Regions from separate parts of the Mus musculus genome. Here region 2 is linked to region 1. The links are chromatin loops, found by intact Hi-C in ENCODE. Cell type or tissue: heart. All regions are shown on one strand. Links, peaks and the distances in the headings refer to the core of each region. The heading gives the core; the rest is flanking DNA. Region 1 overlaps Prickle2 (prickle planar cell polarity protein 2). Region 2 overlaps Prickle2 (prickle planar cell polarity protein 2).

Evidence for each region. A loop is a pair of places that touch in the nucleus more often than their neighbours do. Peaks named below come from ENCODE experiments on the same cell type or tissue, not always from the same donor. Only the 100,000 strongest peaks of a DNase experiment are listed, where the experiment ranks them.
Region 2: it touches region 1 in a loop (1.9-fold over the local background); 1 of 42 quality-filtered maps calls a loop at or near these places.

Annotation. Positions count from the first base shown.
Region 1 is chr6:92,607,437-92,611,832 of GRCm38, forward strand. The region is part of intron 2 of Prickle2 (prickle planar cell polarity protein 2); the gene reads right to left. Among named protein-coding and RNA genes, the nearest start is that of Prickle2, 97 kb to the right of the region's middle. In heart, for the core only: no CTCF peak of the experiment used is centred there; a DNase peak (open chromatin) is centred at 2,505; H3K27ac peaks cover 1,908 bases.
Region 2 is chr6:92,557,084-92,561,479 of GRCm38, forward strand. The region is part of intron 2 of Prickle2 (prickle planar cell polarity protein 2); the gene reads right to left. Among named protein-coding and RNA genes, the nearest start is that of Prickle2, 150 kb to the right of the region's middle. In heart, for the core only: a CTCF peak has its summit at 2,394 (motif pointing left); no DNase peak of the experiment used is centred there.

The DNA of each region.
Region 1 (4,396 bases), core at 128-4,127:
TGGCTCAATACTCATGGGTTGATGTTTCTTACTTTGCTTTAGAGTCATATCACATAGTAGTCTGTGTAGGGCCTGAGTCCTTTATCCCTGAAAGTCCTCTTAGTTCTGTTTTAGCATCTTTATAGACCTAAGACACCCCATGAAAGCCTTACCCACATTATATCCAACTTTGTTTCCTACATCCTTAGAGTGTGACATCTTGTAGACTGTTGTATGGAGACTGCCTCCATGCAAACACATCTAGCTATTAAAACAACATTTTTATCCCCAGAAGATATGATGCTACATTTATTTACACATCTACAGGACTACATTGGGAGGGATAGCTTGGTGTCATAGTTCATTCCCAGTAGGCTTGTTGGTGGTAGGGAGACAGTGTCTTGCTATGTAGCCCAGGTTGTCCTCAAATTCAAAGCATTCCGCTTGCCCTGGCCGTTTGAATTCTGAGATCACACCATATATTATGATAGCACCAAGTAGAACTTGAAGGCAATGGAGAAAGAAAGCATGAAAATCCAGAGCCAACCTGAGTTGCCCCCAGTAATTACATGAATTCCCTAAGGGAAGGAGTTGTTATAGGTTTAAAAATTGCCTTATTAGTTTTGACAAATTTTCTCAGAAAACATCACATCTTTCCATGTAACATGATTAAAACAATCTGTAGACAGCAGGAGACCTGCCACTCCACTTCCTCCCGAGCTCATGTTTTGTTTTGTTTTTTTAGCTTCTTTAAAAGAACATACACGGCTGTAATCAAATGCTAGCCAGAGAAAGCTGTGACACTAACCACGGCAAAGTTTGCTTCTCATCTCTCATCTGCTAGAACTGCATCGCCAATTGCCCAGGATGTACACCTGGGTTGGTAATGAGCCACATTTCATGCTCATGATGGCTTTTCTGCTGCCCTTGTTGCTGCTGGCTGCCTTACATGTCCTCAGCGTGGACTTCCTCTCAGCTTGAGTGGGGCTGTGGGGGAGGTCACCTTGCCAACCAGACAGAAAGACAAAAATCACTTGACTCAAAAACCATTTGGAAATTTTCAACCCAACTCCACATTCTCTTCATTTCCTGAGGAATCTCTTTTTAATGTAAAATCTCTTCCTGTCGACATGACTTGGGGGAGGGAGAAGGCTGCTTTCCATCCAGAGAAAACTGTAATGTAAAGCAGAAGAGCCCGAAGCCAGCAGCCTCATGTGTGACAGGACAAGCTCTTCAGTTACTATTTTCTCTGTTAGTCCGATATCTTAGTTCCCAGACAGGTATCCTCAAAGTCACAACCATCAAACTGCCATACCCTGCCGTGATCTCCCAACTGTAAATTCTTGAGTTTAGAAACATTTAGAAACATTCCAAGGAACTGAATGTGGGGTTGTTTCTGTGGTATGACAAAGGAATGCAGCACACTGCAATATACATTTGCCAGGGCGATATGAATTGCAATTGTCAGAAACCTCTTCTCCTAAGCAGAACCCATGTCTGTCCTATAAACACATTGACTTGCTGACATTGTCCAAGGAACGGTAGATGAGGCAAGCCTAAACTAGGTCAGTATTTGGTTTTACTATGAGAATTGGCCTTTTAATGAAAACAAACCCAAGTGCTGCTCACCATTTTTGGTTTTAGGGGTGAGTATAAGAGGTGTCCCCATGTCACTCACTACCCACCTTGGTACTGTCAGCTTCATTCAGCATTGGATACAAGGACAAGGAATAGTTCTGCCTGTGTTCTGTGTACACAGTACAGCTCCTCCTGTACTGTAGAGTCATGTTTGGTTTGCTCTTTGAGATCTGCCAGAGTTTCCTAATTAGGAAATTGTCTGGAGAACATCAAGAAGTCAGATGTTCCTTTGCTGCAGAGAAGGGGCCAGGCTTATGAACCGCTCACCCCAGGGGCTACCAGGATGGTCAGCTGCTGAGTGCACAAGCGACAATCTCAGGGCTCAGCATCTTCCTTGCCAAGCACCAGCACCTCTGACTCCACAGCCCATCTAGGGGTTCAGTGGGTGTGAGGGTTGCTTGCTCGAGCCATGACCTTGGAAAGTTCAAGGATGCTTCTCTTCCACAGAGCTGATACAGATCACCAGTGGGCTTGTACAGGTTATCACCTGGGAGGACGCTAGCTAGGGATGTGCAAGATGCATCATCAGCAGTGCAATCTGGACCGGGTTTCCTTGGTTCCAGAATCTTATTGTATACTGCCTGCAATCTACTTACTTTCTATTCTCTCCACAACCTCTCTCTTTTCTTCCCACCCCACCCTTGTGTTTGTACCCGAACTTCTAAGTGCCTTTAAATAAAGCTATGCACTCTTTCTTGGTCCTTAATCTTTCACTAAGCAGCATCGGTATTTTCCAGTTACAAACAGTATGCCTGTGCAGTTCTAGAACATATGCTGACAAGTCATTTGGCAAACACTTTCCTTTGTTGCAACGAGCAGCACTGTGGAGGACTGTAGCATTGGCAACCAAATATGTGCACATTCTTAACGAAGAAACAGAGATAAGGAACCCATCTCAGCGCTGGCTATGGGCTCTGGGGATCCAGAGCCCTATTAGAAAGGGAAACAGTGATCTATTATATAGAAGGGATGTTGGTTAGAATGATTTCCAGATGGCTCTGGGAGGCTCGAGGACAGAGGTTACTGAAGAGCTGTGTAAGGGTCACACGGAGAGCACTGTTTCAGTCGCAAACGATTGACTTTGGAAGAACCAGCTCCAGTTTTATCAATGTAATTAACACCTTCAAGAACATTATTACAGAATATAATAATACAGAATATTATAAAACCAGACAGGACTGCAGGGTGAACGACAATAAGAAATGAAAGCTGTTCTCACTTGAGAAACCAGGCTACTTCATTCATTAATTCAACCAAGATAACGGAGAACAGTTCTGGGCCCAGAGGATAGATCACCGCCTAAGACAAAGACTCTTCTGCTTCCATTTGGTGCAGGGGATGAAGGCTTGCACTTAGAATATATGTATATGTATCTGTCAGGCAGCAGAATGGGTGACTACTGATTATTTTGAAAATTATATGGTACTTCTAAAGGAAAAAAGATAATGGGAAAACCCAGCGTGACATCTAGAGCCCCACTATGCAGCCCAAACAAGCAAAATAACCAGTTACCAAAATTAAGTTCTTCTTAAATAATCTCAGCCAAAGGCATATTTCCTGTGCCGATGAGGAGTCTGGGTCTTGCTGGAGCTGTCTCCTACCTCTCTCCCCACCGGCTCCCTGGGGCTTCCAGAGCTTCCCAAAGAACTGTTCCCTCTGTGAGGTAGGAGGCACTCGCCGGCTTTACACTTCAGGGGCTTCTCTTCACCTTTCCACATATTCATTGATTGACACCTTGCCGTACTTTAGAGAGAACTTAAGGCAGCTATGAGGACATATGAAATATAAGATGGCATAAATTTAAAATAGGAACAAAAGGAGAAGAAAAATGAGGACAGGGACGTGAAACAGATCCAAGAACGAGGCTGCATTGCCTACCCAAAAGATGTATGGGCCACGAATTTGGCTCTAATTTTATAGCAGTCAATGTGGAAAAGAAAAAAAAAGTTATACAATTACAGAGCTGTCTCTGAAAAGTAAAATCAGTCCAGTATTTCTGGAAAAATTAAAATACTTCTATGTCTGGCAATTATCACTCTGTTCCTGCTCCTCTTTAGGGACTCTGTGCTAGGTCCTGTCCACAGGAGTTATTTACTAAGTATCTGTGGAAAAGTGAGAAACAAACCCATCTCCCCATTCATGTATCAGTCAAACCGTGAGAATTTCCTAAGCATAAAAGATACAAAAAGCTCTGAAGCAGGAGCTATGGGCAGGCTGGTGAATGAACCAAAAAAAAAAAGGTTCGTCACGTGACAGTAAGAGAATGTGACAAAACACAAGGGAACAACAAAGAAATAAAGCAGTCATAAAATGTATCATGTTATGAATAAACATGACAAAGAATAAGAAAGATGCTTCATATGGGTGCCTACTGCTAAGGCCTCCTTGAAGAAGTGAAAACAGTTGAAGCCCGAAGTGAGAAGAACTAGATCCCAGGAGAGTCTGAAATTGGCACAAGAAGTCTTCTGCAAAGGTTCTAAGGAATTAAAAATGTCCATCCCAGCAAGACCAGAAATCACTGCAACTCAATAGAGTAGGCAAGGCAGAAAAGTGGCATTGGGCAATGGCTGTCGTCCTCTCAGACAGAGCAGGGCTATGCACACTGGTGGCAAGGAATTTGTTTTATCCCAAGTGAAAAAGAGGATCTAAATCAAGGAAATGTCACAACGTGCACATTTGAAGGCAACTCCAGCCACACCATGGAGGAAGGACGAAGAGTAGAGGAACAGAGAGCATCGAAGATGCTGTGGCTGGAATGAACTGGAAAGCCCGAAGGAGA
Region 2 (4,396 bases), core at 239-4,238, 50 kb before region 1:
CATCATCATCATTGTCACCACCACCACCATCATTATTATTATTATTACTGGTTGTGATGGCATTTTTATGTTTAAATAATAGCTGAGGGCCAGGCATTAGCTCCCTCCAAATCTCAACAGAGATGACCACGACAGCCACATTAGTAGCTGGAGAATACAATTCTTCATTCTTTAGATTCTTATGTAATCCCCAAGGGTTAGGTCTCACATGATCCACAGTTTTTGAAGTTCCTGGTGACAACACAGCTTCCTTCATCAACTATTCACCTCTAGAGCCAAAGGGAAACAGACCTACAACAGCCATCAGAACCCTGGCCAGCAGACTTGGGAAAGGCTGGACTTGTTCGCACTGGTAATTAAAAGCTGCCTCTCTGGAAAGTCAAATTCACCTCGTGGATCTTTTCCATCTACAGTCTTAGGAAATATAAGTTGAAGTTTCACTTAATCTTTCCTTCACTCAGCAGACGGTTCCTGAAAGCAACTCAGGAGCCAGTGGAAGAGATTAGCAGTCGCCATTTGTTCTAAGCGCTCCAGTGGCTGCTCATATTTCATTGAACAGCTTTTATTAATCTCCTGGATGTGTACAAGGACTCATCATGTTATTAGAGGGCTGCTCTGGTTCGCTGGTAGCATATTTCAGAGAAACACAAATGAGGCCTTTTCCTTCTCCCATTCATGCACAGAATCATTCCTAAAGCTCCATTCTGGTTCCAAGCATGACTGCAGGTCAAATTCCATTATGGAAAAGTCCTAATCCTCACGCGGCCCTGGGAATTTATGGCTTGTGATGAGCAGGCCATTGTTGGTTTGAGATCTCGAAGTCCAATTTTTCACTCAAAGGTTTTGCTGTGTTGCTATTTGTTGTTGTAATGGGAGTTGACCTATAAGTTAGTTAACTGAGAACTACCAAAGGGTCAGTTTTCTTTCCTGAATCCTATTGCCAGAGGATACGGGCACAGGAACAGGCTTTCTCCTAATGAGGTAATTAGTGACTCAACATGGTCTGCCTAAGACACACTTTATGCGCTCCTTGTCAGAAGGCAGGGTGAATAATAAACTAAACATCAAGATGGGGGGGGGGGGGAGAAAAGCTGTCAAAAGAGAATAATTTTTGTCAACTTTTATGCAATGTAAAACCTAAAACTTTTGTGTCTGTGTTTAAGTGTGTACATGTGCAGGTGTGTGCATAAAGGTGTGCTTGTGTGGGCCAGAACTTTAAGTCTGACATCTTGCCACCCTATACCTTGTTTTTTCAGACAGGTTTTCTCATTGAATCTGATGCTCACCAATTTGGCAAGAATAGGTGGTCAGCAAGGCCTGGGAACCCTCCTGTCTCTATCTCCCAATACTGGGATTACAGAAACACTATGCAATGCCCTACTCTTTTTATGTGTTGTAGAACTGAATGAACTAGGATCCTCACACGTATACAGCAAGCACTCTATTGTTGGGCCAACCTGATCCTATTTATTGTTTTTTAAACTGTTTATTTTTTTGGAAGGGCAGTCGTTAGGAATTGAACCCAAGGCCTCATGTTAAACATACACTCTAAATGCATGTAAATGCATGATTGGACTGACTGACCTCTACTTGTAGCCCTGTCGAGGGTGGCAGCTGTTGTAACAGATTAGGTATAATGGTCCAATAACACCAGTAATCTTAGTACTTAAAAACAGAAGCAGGGGATTATGAATTCCAGGCCAGCCTGGACTACATAGCAAGAAAGCAAGAACCTTATCTTTTAAAAATGTCTCCCACAATAAGATACTTTTTTCTTTTGAAGGGGAGGTTGTAAGGGTAGAGAGTAGGTATGAAGGGATGAGGAGATGAGTGGGATTGGAGTGCATAATATGAAATTCACAAAGACTCAGTAAAATGGTAAATAACAACAACAATAAGTAGAACGTGCTATAAACACTCAGTTCTACAACTGTCTAACTTTCATCGAATAGCCAGAAGAATGTGGGTGATAGAGGTCCAGTGGCTAAGTCCCTTGGGTAACACTTCTTTATAGAGTCTAACATCCTTCTAATGCTTATTTTAAGAAAGACCATAGTCACGAGAAATAGCTGAAACTTCAGGCTTTCAGTTCAAAGAAAGTTTTGTCCATTTAGGCTGTTAACTGGTACAGATATATTATGTCTAAATAAAATAAAACATCTAGTCACTGATGTGCAACATGTCCAGAAACTATGCATGCCTTACAATTAGCCTCCAATGCTTTAAACATAAAGATATTTCAACTAAAAGGCTATCAAGAGAGGTGGAGAGATGGCTCAGTACTCAGTTTAGAGTACTTTCTGTTCTTCCTAAGTTCAGTTCCCAGCCCCTATGTAGTGTAGCTTGTAGCTCCAGTTCTAAGGTATCTGATGCCCTCTTCTGGCCTCCTCTGGCACCTGCACATAGGTGGCATATTCATTCACACAGACATACAGACATAAATCTAAAAAGAAAATTTAAAAGATGTCAAAAAAGCACCATTGCATACACTAGCAAGATTTTACTGAAAGGACCCAGATGTAGCTGTCTCTTGTGAGACTATGCCGGGGCCTAGCAAACACAGAAGTGGATGCTCACAGTCAGCTAATGGATGGATCACAGGGCTCCCAATGGAGGAGCTAGAGAAAGTACCCAAGGAGCTAAAGGGATCTTCAACCCTATAGGTGGAACAACATTATGAACTAACCAGTACCCCTGAGCTCTTGACTCTAGCTGCATATGTATCAAAAGATGGCCTAGTCGGCCATCACTGGAAAGAGAGGCCCATTGGACACGCAGACTTTGTGTGCCCCGGTACAGGGGAACGCCAGGGCCAAAGGGGGGGAGTGGGTGGGTAGGGGAGTGGGGGTGGGTGGGTAAGGGGGACTTTTGGTATAGCATTGGAAATGTAAATGAGCTAAATACCTAATTAAAAAAAAAAAAAAAAAGAGAGAAAGAAAAAAAAAAAAAGATGTCAAAAAAGGTAGAGAAAATTTTGTTTTAAAATTATGCTGTTTCTACTTCTCAAGGCTCTCTATAAATAAAGGTTTTTGAAAATAAAGAAGGATCAAGAATAAATTATAAAGGAAATTATCCCCAACTCTCACATTACAAAGACACACAGAAAATGTTACCTTAATTGTCCAGACACCTTAGCTATTGAGTTTGCTGAAACCTGACTTAGATATATGTCTAATAACCTACCTGGACCACAGTCAGTAGCCATGAATGACAGATGAACTCAATATTCCCCAGGAATAAATCACAAAGTATCGCTACAAAGGGAACTAAAAGAAGAATGGTTCTCTGTTCATGATGTGTGGAGAATTGGCTACAAATGTCCTCAAATGATCTCAAATAAGCAGGAAAGAATAGATCAGTCCTTGAGTTATTGTGCACATATAACTTCCATCCTTGCAACCCTCTCCTTTCATTCTCAACTCACTCTCCAGAGGACTCATGATGAACTTACTAACATGCAGGTTCAGAAATTAACTTTGCTTGGAGAAGCATTTCCAGAAATGACAGAGCCAATATTTCCAAACACATCCACAACAAAGGCACTGACAAAAACATCAACATACACTTCTTTAAAAATACAGAAACCGGATCAGAGCTGAGGATCACTTATTTCAGAAGAGCAGTGGGATCTCTGCAGGCATCGCCGGCATTGCAAGCGACATGCTTTGAGACAGGTGGACTAGGACTGTTATCACCTCCTTCTCAGCTCTGTGCAGCCTTGAAAACCCATAGTCTTTCAATAAAGATAACTGGAGTTGGAGGTGGGGGTTGTTGATGAGGTCTAGGAAAAGACAGAACGAGGCAGAAAACTAAGAGAAATGCCCCTTCTTAACCAGGCTGAAGGGTTCCCTGGAAAAACACCATTAATGGGGCTTGACAGTTGTCCTGGATTAGAGCTAATTAATGGGAAAGAGTTATATCCATATGCCTGATTAAAAGCCATTATCAACAAATGTTTAACAATGAAGCTATTTGAAACAACAACAACAAAAATCATTCAGAGGGAGGCAGGGCTGAGAGGGAAAAACAGGCTGTAACAACAGGAGAAAAAAATCACTCCATGTTCCAACAATTTCCTGCTGACCCAGGAATTTACAAACATGGAGAGAGCTGTGCATGAGTCTGTGACAAAGCCCAGAATAATGCCCATTTCTCCTCAGTACTGATTCCAAGGTTCCTGACAAGTGAGAAACTTCGTATGTGTTATAAACTGCCTGACTATTAAAGGCTTGCATCTCTCCAGTACACTGGCAAAGGGGGATCTCTAACCCCACATATTTATTAACCCCCTGCCTAATATTAGATAAACCTTAGGGTAATGGAATAGACATATCTTCATTTGATGTATATGACAAAGAAATTAGAAATATCATGAGACTATATCTAAGGGAGTCAC